2 separate regions of the Homo sapiens genome follow, and region 1 is linked to region 2. Evidence: chromatin loops called from intact Hi-C (ENCODE). Cell type or tissue: CD4-positive, alpha-beta T cell. All regions are shown on one strand. Each heading gives the region's core, and the rest is flanking DNA. Links, peaks and the distances in the headings are about the cores only.

Region 1 (5,383 bases), core at 253-5,252, 54 kb after region 2:
AAATGAATAAACAAATCTTTCAGTTTATGCAAGCCAGCTGTGTGGTGTGTCAAGTATCATGTCCTCCTGGGTCCAACTGCTGCCCCACCAGGGACAGGATAGACCTAGAGACCCTGCAGGAGTTTCCCAGTCCCCTAAGCTTCACTTGCTGAAATATCTTCTTCCCACTTCAGCATAACATGTGACACATGGCAGCCATTTTGGAGATGGCCAGATGAGAGGACAATCAATCCACATGCCTAAATGGAACCAACAGACATGTGCCAGCTTGCTTCTCCAGCCTATGTTCTCAGACACTTGTAGAAGACCAGAGGGAAAATGGAATCAGAAAAAACAGCAACAACAACAAAAAGCCATCCAGGGCCATGCACAGTGGCTCACTCCTGTAATCCCAACAGTTTGGGAGGCCAAGGCAGGTGGATTGCTTGAGCTCAGCAGTTTAAGACCAGCCTGGGCAACATGGCGAAACCCTTTCTCTACTAAATACAAAAACTAGCTGGGTGTGGTGGCATGCACCTGTAGTCCCAGCTACTCGGGAGGCTGAGGTGGGAGGATCACCTGAGCCTGGGAGGTTGAAGCTGCAGTGAGCTGTGATGGTGCCACTGCACTCCCACCTGGGTGACAGAGCAAGACCCTGTCTCAAAAAAACAAAACTAAACAAAAAAATCCATGTGGGAAAAGGCCCAATCAGAGCCAACTCACTGCTGGGATTAGTAGAAATGATTAGTCACCAGAAGGCAAATCGTGGAAGAATGAAGAGATGACAGGACCTCAGGAACTACACCCAGAGGTGTAGTTGTGCCGTAGGCAAAGCATCATGCCGGTCATCCCCAAGAAAGGGAGAAGGGGTAGAGCTCAGACTCTTCCCTGCTTCCCCATAAGTCCAGTTTACCCTGGGCTGATCCTTTCAGCATGGCAGCCTCCGTGGGGAGGCACGAGATCCAAAGATGAAGATGTCTATGGGGGTGAAGAAGAATGGCAAACTTTGCAGGCAAGAGTAGGCATTAGAGAGATCAGAGGAGGAAGACAATAGAGAAGGATGACACAGGACAGGCTGTATCTAGAGGATATAATGCCATGGACTTTGGACTATTCCAGAGAGGCTGAGAGACCTGTCTCCTGCCTACAAGGCTCCTTGAACTCTGCACCCTTCTTTTTGCTAAAGTGCTGCTGAGGCCTGTCTCACTTCCCAATGAAAAGCAACTCAGGAAATTGGCTTCCTGCCCCACTCCTTCTTTGGGAGAGAGAAACAGAACTGAAGAGGAAGGAAGGAAGCCCAAAGAAACAGAGGCTTTCTTTCCTGGCTGAGATTTGTTGGCACTGCCCACTAACATAGAGAATAAGGTGGTTCCCTAAGCGAGCCTTAAGCTGGCATGAGGCTACAAACAAGTGATTGTATCTTCGTTCTGCTCAGCAGCCTACCTGGGCTGGCCTGGACAACCTCAATTGTATACTGAGGTCTTAAGCTGGCCATGGCCCTTGGTAAAGCAGGAGAAAGGAATAAGGCTGGAAGGTACAGAATTTGCTTGATGCCTTGCCTACATAATTCCTTTGCTGTTGCAACTGGCAACTCTTTGCTTGCATTATATGAAAAAAAGGCGGTAAAAAATTGTCAGAAATGTTTGCCACCAGCCTAACCCCACTGCCCATGCATTGCTCCCAAGAAAGCTAATTAAGGCCCATTGCTATTAGAGTTACATGATTCTGAAGGCTTGTTATGACAAGAAAAAATAATGAAGACATGGTTCCTCCAAGTCATAAGCATCCAAGTCAAAACATACTGCATCCCAGGCGAGTGTGGTGGCTCACGCCTGTAATCCCAGCACTTCGGGAGGCCAAGGCAGCCGGATCACGAGGTCAGGAGTTCGAGACCAGCCTTGCCAAGATGATGAAACCCCGTCTCTACTAAAAATACAAAAATTAGCCAGGCATGGTGGCGGGCGCCTGTACTCCCAGCTACTCAGGAAGCTGAGGCAGGAGAATCGCTTGAAACCGGGAGGCGGAGGTTGCAATGAGCCGAGATCACACCACTGCACTGTACCCTGGGCGTCAGAGCAAGACTCCATCTCAAAAAAAAAAGAAAAAAACATCCTGCATCCCTTGTTCCTTTGTGTTCCCCTAGACAAGCCTCTGGGCTGGCTTTGCCTATCTCATGCATGCAGGCAGTCATCCTCCTTTGGCCAGTGCATACCTGACTCCTACTCAGTGCCAGGCCTGGAGAAGACTGTGAGACCTGCCCTTGAGGAGTTCTGTTTGCAGGAAGAGAGTGATAGGCACACAAATTATTTCCAATAAACTACAGAAAATGTCACCAGAATCTCTATTGTGATCATGTCCCCCACCCATGTCTGTTTCATAGATTGGGGGAGAACAGGCCCGGGTGGAAAGTCATGCACTTATGCCCTCTCCTGACCAGCCCACATGTCCTACCCCAGCCAACAGTGGTTCAGGCATGACTCTGACTGCTCATGGGAAAGAGCAGCTTGCTCAGCCCCTCCATCAGACTCAGTTCTGCATGTCTTTAGGGAAGTCTCTCAGAGAGGTCCTTACCTCCCGACTCCTCTGTGGCTCTTCTACTGCAAACCCAAGGACACTTCTGAGAATCACCCTTTACCATCAGGAATCTCAGGCCACGGGACATAGCCACTCTCTCCACTGAGCTCTATCTCTGTCCTAATCAGAATGGATTGTAGTAGGGGCTTGTTTGTTCTATCATCTTTACCAAGTGCCCAGGGAGCTCCCAGAAGCCACTGGAAAAGCTTCTGCCTTCCAGGAAAGATAGAATGGGGTAGGGAATGAGTCCCTGATAGTGAAGCAAGAGCCTTGTGGCAAGGAGAAAGGTCCATAGTGCCAGACACGGTGGCTCATGCCTGTAATTCCAGTAATTTGGGAGGCTGAGGTGGGCAAATGGCTTGAGCCCAGGAGTTCAAGACCAGCCTAACAACATAGTGAAACCCATCTCTACAAAAAATACAAAATTAGCCAGGTGTGGTGGCATAAGCCTGTAGTCACAGCTACTCAGGAGGCTGAGGCGGGAGGATCACTTGAGACTGGCAGGCAGAGGTTGCAGCGAGCTGAGATCGTGCCACTGCACTCCAGCTTGGGCAATAGAGTGAGACTCTGTCTCACAAACAAAAAATTGGCACTTTTTGAGCTCTAGGATGAGGACAGCACTGTGCCAGGCCCACAGGATACAGCAGAAACCAAGACTGCTAAACTCTTCTGCCCTCACTGAGCTTGTGATCTCGAAGTCTGGTCTTTGCCTGTCTGCTGCTCAAACCAGGCCCTGAACCTGGAGAGCTTGACTTCTGGCCCTCAGTACAGGACCACTACCCTGCCCTATAGTGGTGGGTGTAGTCACAGCATCACCAGGCCAGGCCATGAGCACTAAAATCATACTCAGGCATCAGGGTTGTCTGAGGAGAACCCCTCTTGGCTCCTCCAGGTTCTGGGCTGGGTGGTAGCAGGTATCAGTCAGGTAGCCACATCTGGGTTACCACAGCTATGTATGTATTAAAAAACCCCTCCAGCTGGAAGGCCTGGCATGGACATCAGCTTTCTGAGAAGGCAGTCTTTCTGACAATGAGCTGACAGTACAGACTGAAAATTCCTTTTAAGGCTGGGCAAGGGACATCATCTGCTACCAAGAGAACAAGAAAGGTCACATATTCAGCTGAGATTCCAACCAGGCCCACCTTCCATCTCCAGCTCTGCTCCAGGGATCTTCTTGGGGCTCACAGGGTTGGCACATTCGTCTCCTAGCCCTGCATGATCATGAGCCTCTCTGAGGAGGATGGAGTTCCAGGAGTAAGCTCATGTGCTGCCTGAACCCAGGGCAGGGTTTGGGGCACAGTGATTGCTGAGTCAGAGCCACTGGGGTCACACTCAGTACCTTTTCAGCCTCTCATATGCATTCTAATCATTACTTTGGACACAGGAAGGCAGAGTTACCCCCTGCCCCAAGCATACCATGTGCTCCTCAAAGAAGTCCAGGAATACACATCTTCAGCATCCCCCAGGAAACTGTTAGGAAGATGCATAGGAAGAGAGCAAGAGACAGGAGGAAACTCAACAGCCAAACAGGTTTATTTACAGGAATAAGCCTGCGAGGCGTCCCAGTCAGGAGTCTGCCTGAGACCCTGATCGATTACAAGCTGAGGCTTTTATAATAAAGTTTCTACTGGGGAGGGGTTGGGGAAGTGCTGGCTGGCTGGGACTGTTGCGGACTTTTCCAGCTGGGGGTAGATGTAGTTAGGGCTGTTATGCTCTGTTGAAGCTATAGGCAGGGTTGACATTTGCTTTGTTTCTGAGAACACAGTAGCCAAGGTTGTAAAATGGCATAACTATTGTTAGTCCTCATATTCTCCCCCTCTTTGTTTTAATTATCTCTTTGGATAGGGTTTTTAGCAGAGGGGTAGCTACTCGTTCTGACTGCTTCCTGCTGGTTTAGGGGTGATGGTGTGGGGGGAGGTAGCCTTCCTCTGGTGATGAAGTCATTCACTCTTTCTGTGGCAGGAATGCCACCTTTATATGTCCCATTGTGGTGGCCTGAGCAATTGAAGTAACTCTTTCTAAAATGAACTTTTGAAAACAATTTAGTGGCCGGGCGCAGTGGCTCATGCCTGTAATCCCAGCACTTTGGGAGGCCGAGGCGGGTGGATCACGAGGTCAGGAGATCGAGACCATCCTGGCTAACACGGAGAAACCCCATCTCTACTAAAAATACAAATAACTAGCCGGGCATGGTGGCAGGTGCCTGTAGTCCCAGCTACTTGGGAGGCTGAGGCAGGAGAATGGCGTGAACCTGGGAGACAGAGCTTGCAGTGAGCCAAGATCGGGCCACTGCACTCCAGCCTGGGGGACAGAGCAAGACTCCATCTCAAAAAAAAAAACAAAAAGACAACAATTTATCAAGCAGGGTAAAAACAATGAAAGGACTGATGAAAGGGAGTACCCAAGGGAGGAAAGAACTGAAAAAGTCATTGGCGGGTTGTTTGCGTAGACGTTCTGCAATCTTTCTAAGTTTGGATATTCCTTCTTTTACCAATCTAGATTTGTTTGTAAAGAAACAGCATTCTTGGCTGGGCGCGGTGGCTCACGCCTGTAATCCCAGCATTTTGGGAGGCCGAGGCAGGCAGATCACCTGAGGTCGGGAGTTTGAGACCAGCCTGACCAACATGGAGAAACCCCATCTCTACTAAAAATACAAAATTAGCCCAGCGTGGTGGCTCATGCCTGAAATCCCAGCTACTTGGGAGGCTGAGGCAGGAGAATTGCTTGAACCCAGGAGGCAGAGGTTGCGGTGAGCTGAGATCATGCCATTGCACTCCAGCCTGGGCAACGAGCAAAACTTTGTCTCAAAAAAAAAAAAAAAAAAAGGAAA
Region 2 (5,383 bases), core at 168-5,167:
TTTTTTATTTATATAAATACATATATTTTATTATATATTTATATATATTTATATATAAATAGATTTTATATCTATTTATATCTATTTATATAGACATAAATATATTTATATCTATATATAAATAGATATAAATATATTATATATAAATATATATATTTATATCTATTTATACAAAATATATTTATATATATAAATATATTTATATATTATATATTATATATATTTTTATATATATTTATATATTATATATATTTATATATTATATACATTTATATGTTATATATTTTATATATATTATATATAATATATATTACATATATGTAATATATATTATATATAATATATATTACATATATGTAATATATATTATATTTATATATAATATATAATATATATTATATATAAATATATAATATATATAATATATAATATATATTATATAAAATATATATAATATATATTATATATTATATATATATTATATAATATATATTATATATAATATATATTATATAATATATATTATATATAATATATATTATATAATATATATAATATATATTATATATAAATATAAAATATAAATTATATAAATATATAAAATATATATTTATATATTAAATATATATTTATAAATATATATTTATATATTATATATATTTATAAATATATATATATAATATAATATATAATATATAAAATATATATGTATATATATGTATATATATATTTTTTTGAGACAGAGTTTCGCTCTTGTTGCCCAGGCTGGAGTGCAATGGCATGGTCTCCACTGCAACCTCCACCTCCCAGGTTCAAGCAATTCTCCTGCCTCAGCCTCCCAAGTAGCTATGATTACAGGCACCCACCACCATGTCTGGCTAATTTTTGTATTTTTAGTAGAGATGGGGTTTCACCATGTTGGCCAAGCTGGTCTCAAACTCCTGACCTCAGGTGATCTGCCCACCTCAGCCTCCCAAAGTGCTGGGATTACAGGCGTGAGCTACCGCGCCCAGCCTGCAAATATTAATATATTGGGAGAGGCCATGCCAAGGCCCTGGGAAGGACATCCCAGAGGAAGAAATGACAGGGTCTTAGGCTTTGAGGCGGGGTTGTGGATTGCAGGTAGGGAGCAGCAAGCACGCCAGTGTGGCTGAAGGGGTGTAGTCAGGGGAAATATGGGGAGGGGTGGGGGATGTAGGTGTGGGAGGCCTGGGAAATGGGAGCAGACTGTGTTCCTGGACCCATTCTGAAACCTCAGCATCTTGTCCAGTGCTCAAATGTATGTCCCTGCTCCAGCTGTCCACCAGGCTGTTGCAGTACTCAAGAATCTATGCATCATTCACACTAGCCAAAAGGTGAAAGCAACCATGTCCACTGATAGATGAATGGGTAAAAAAAGTGTGTTATATATATGCAATGGAGTATTATTCGACCCTTAAAAGGAAGGAAATTCTGATACATGCTACAATATGGATGAACCTTCAAGAAACGATAAGTGAAATTTGCCAGTCACAAAAGGACAAATACTGTAGAATTCCACTTACACGAGGTACCTAGAATTGTCAAATTCATAGAGATAGAAACTAAAACAGTAGTTATCATGAGCTGGGGGAAAATGGGGAGTTACTACTGTTCAATGGGTACAGAGTTTCTGTTTGGGATGATGAAAAAGTTCTGGAGATGGATGGTGGTGATGGCTAAACAACAATGTGAATGTATCTAATACCACTGAACTGTACACCTAAAAATGGTTAAAATGACACATTTTGAGCTGGGCACAGTGGCATGTACCTGTAGTCCCAGCTACTCAGGAGGCTGAGGCAGGAGGATCACTTGAGCCCAGGAGTTGAAGGCCAACCTGGGTAACATAGTGAGACCCCATCTCTTTAGAAGAAAAAAAAAAGGTACATTTTATGTGACATATATTTTACCACAATAAATAAAACAAAACAAGATAAAACAAAAGCAATGAAGTACTGATACATGCATACTACAATGTGGATGAACCTTAAAAACATTAGGCCAAGTAAGAGAAGCCAGGCACAAAAGGATACCTATTTTATGATTCCATTTATATGAACTATCCAAAATAGATAAATCCATAGAGACAGAAAGCAGACTAGTGGTTAGAAGGGGAGGGGAAAATGGGGAGCAACTGCTTAATGAGTGTGGGGTTTTCTTTTGGGGTGGCAAAAATGGTTTGGAACTAGATAGAGGTGATGGTTGCATAATATTGTGAATGCATTAAATACCACTGGATTGTTCACTTTAAATTGGTTAATTTTATATGATGTGAATTCACAGAGAAAGAGAGAATCCCCGTGTAAGATCAGAGAACCCTTCTAATGGACTGCAGAGATCCTCACCTTGTTCCTACCATGAGGTAGGCTTCACCTAACACACCCACAAACCTGCAGACCTTCATCCTCTTCCTGACCCATAGGGTCTACTCAGCACTCCTCATACATGAGGGCCCTCTTAGACAAAGCTCCAGTCATTTGCTCATTCAATAATCATGGTATAATCTAACAGGCCTACACTGCCTAGGGTGGCAACCTCAGCAGGCAACTCCTAAGATACACCCTAAGAAGTCAGGAACCAAAGAAGGAATTGGGCAAGGCTGGTGACATCTGCTCACCACCACTTCAACTGGCCCCATAGGAGGAACAGTTTACCTAGGTTCCACAGTAGCCAGGTAGCAACCACCAACAAGAGGTGGGTGAGTCACAGAGGCAAGCACACTTCCTGTGACAGCTCAGAGGCTTTCCCCAGGCCTAGCGCAAAGCAGGAAGGCATCAGGGTGGGACCTGCGGCCCTCAAGTTTCCAGGCTGGTTGTCCTTGAGGGGCCAGCAGTGGAGGGGCATGACTTGAGGGGCCCAGCCCTGGCCACAGATGTGGAAGACCAGGCCCCAGCTGCCCAGTGAGAGGCAGGTATGGCCAAGTGGGTCAGGCTGAATCTGCTGGCCAAGCATGAAGTGCCAGGAGCAACACTGCAGGGAGCTGCGTGGGATGTCAGCATCTTCCGTGCCATGCCCTGACTCACAGCACACCTCTCCCTTCACTCTGCCCATGAGCGTGATCTGAAGAAGGGGCAGAGTGTGCAGAAGAGAGGAGGCCAGACTATGGGAGAAGATCAGAAACTGGTCGTTTCTTAGCATGCGACAGACATTTTACACCCATCAGTTAATCATCCTCATAACAGCACTGCACTGGAGGTCTAGACGAGGAAATTGAGATTTAAAGAGAGGGCCAGCTGCAGTGGCTCACGCCTGTAATCCCAGCACTTTGGGAGGCCAAGCGGATGGATCACTTGAGGTCAGAAGTTCAAGACCAGCCTGGCCAACATGGTGAAACCCCATCTCTACTAAAAATACAAAAATTAGCTGGGCGTGGTGGTGTGTGCCTGTAATCCCAGCTTTTCATGAGGCTGAGGCAAGAGAATCACTTGAACCCAGGAGGCGGAGGTTGCAGTGAGCCAAGACAGTGTCATTGCACTCCAGCCTGGGAGACAGAGTGAGACTCTGGCTAAAAAAAAAAAAAAAAAAATTTAAAGAGAGGAAGTGACACATATAAGGCAGAGCAAGGCAGAGCAAGGATTGGTACCTAGGTCTCTCCTTCCCCCAGCTGGTGCCCTTTCCCTTGTATTGTTTCATGCTCCATGACCCTTCCTGACCTGAGGCACTGCCAGTTGCCCTGGGGCGAATTCAGTCAGAATGAGTTGTCCTGCTGCCCCAGGGACACAGAGGAGAGCATCAGAGCACAGCAGGTCAAGAGGACCTGAGGAAATCACCCTGCAATGGATGTTCCTCTTTCTGATCCAAGGGGCAAACTCAAGGGCACTCCAAGGAAAGAGCTGGTGGAGTTCAGTGGATGAGGAGCCCTTGGCTCCAGCCCCTACCCCAACTCACCCAAACACAGTAGGCTAATTAAAGGGGTCCCAAGTAGAGAGGCTCTCAGGAAACAGGGCCCACTTTCCCACATCTCTACTAGGGCAAGGCTTGTGTCAGACAGGCAGGGCCAGTGATGGTGAGCTCAGGGAACACCAAGTTCTCCTGCTTCTCTTATAGCTCAGTCATAGAACAGAACTGGGGACCACGCAAAAGCAACAGATGGAGTCCTCTCTATTTCAGCCAAATGCTGTGACTCATTTAAACAAATCCTACAGTTTTCAGAAATCTAATAACTACCTCCTTTTGAAAAATAAAAGAATAAATACTTCAGAAGCAAACCATGCTAGTGATACATACAAAAACTGGAAAACTGTTCTGGTGTCATTCTGAGACTGGATATAAACCAGGTTACACTCAAAATCAGCCTTCACTCTGAAAGCGACACCATGGAGCAGCTTCAGTAAGAATGACGGCCTCCAGAGAAATCAGCTCCTGGTCCTCCCACCCAAGCCTTGGGCTCTATTTGCCAGACTTGGCTTCACCCTCAACTTTTTGGCCAAGACACAGAGCCACAAGCTGGCACTGGAGGGAGGTGCTATACTCAGAAGACGAACCTCAAAGAAGCCATGCTCTTATTCAGGTCTCTCCAGTCTTCCAGGCACTGGTACACCCCATGAAACCTTGGAAAGGAAGGGAGAGCTGAGCACATGGGATGCTGTCACGCCCAGAAGTACAAGAACCTCCTTAACTCCTGCACAACCTTATAGGGGAAGGTCTCACATGTGACATCCAGGTGGCTCTAACGATTGCCACCTGCACTGCAGACCACTTACTCTGTCCCTCCAGTTTTTCTGGCCATATTTCTAAGCCACTAGCTGCCTTTCTCTGGAGCCCAGGGCACTCCCTACTTGCCTTCCTCTTGGAGAACCAGTTCTCCTGTCTGTTCCCCTAGAGGGGTTTCTCTGAGAGAGCTGATATCTACCACTGGCCACTGACCATATCGCAGGAGCTAAGGATAAAAAACTGGGGCTTCTTGCCCTGCCTTGACTAAGCCTTGGGGATGGCTCCTCACCTACTCCTTCCTCATTCCTGGGGGGCCATTCTTCTGTCTCAGTCACCTCTGTCACTGGCTCCAAGATGAGGCCTCTGGGTTATGACTACAGCCTCCACTCATTCCCAGGGCTACAGGCTCCCCTCCTCCATGCATGCCATACACAGGAGCCAGAAGAATTTCCTTAACAAACCTCAGCAATCTTCAAGGGTTCCTCTGCCACCTTTATTTACTTATTTATTTTTTAGAGATGGGGTCTTGCTCTGCCACCCAGACTGGAGTGCAGTGACATGACTGCAGCTCACTAGAGCCTCGACCTCCCTGGCTCAAGCAATCCTCCTGTCTCAGCCTACAGAGCAGCTGAGATTACAGGCACGCTTCACCACAACCGACTAATTTTTTTTATTTTTATTTTTACCTTTGTGGAGACAGGGTCTTACT

Evidence for each region. Hi-C counts contacts between places; a loop is a spot of excess contacts. Peaks named below come from ENCODE experiments on the same cell type or tissue, not always from the same donor. Only the 100,000 strongest peaks of a DNase experiment are listed, where the experiment ranks them.
Region 1: it touches region 2 in a loop (7-fold over the local background); 4 of 110 quality-filtered maps call a loop at or near these places.

The regions. Positions count from the first base shown.
Region 1 is chr3:49,546,233-49,551,615 of GRCh38, reverse strand. BSN-DT (BSN divergent transcript) reads left to right here. Exons shown (of 3, transcript NR_038866.1): 3 at 174-2,310. Among named protein-coding and RNA genes, the nearest start is that of BSN-DT, 5.4 kb to the left of the region's middle. In CD4-positive, alpha-beta T cell, for the core only: no CTCF peak of the experiment used is centred there; no DNase peak of the experiment used is centred there; H3K27me3 peaks cover 190 bases.
Region 2 is chr3:49,600,610-49,605,992 of GRCh38, reverse strand. All of the region lies in intron 1 of BSN (bassoon presynaptic cytomatrix protein), which reads right to left. Among named protein-coding and RNA genes, the nearest start is that of BSN, 49 kb to the right of the region's middle. In CD4-positive, alpha-beta T cell, for the core only: no CTCF peak of the experiment used is centred there; a DNase peak (open chromatin) is centred at 2,722; H3K27ac peaks cover 1,538 bases.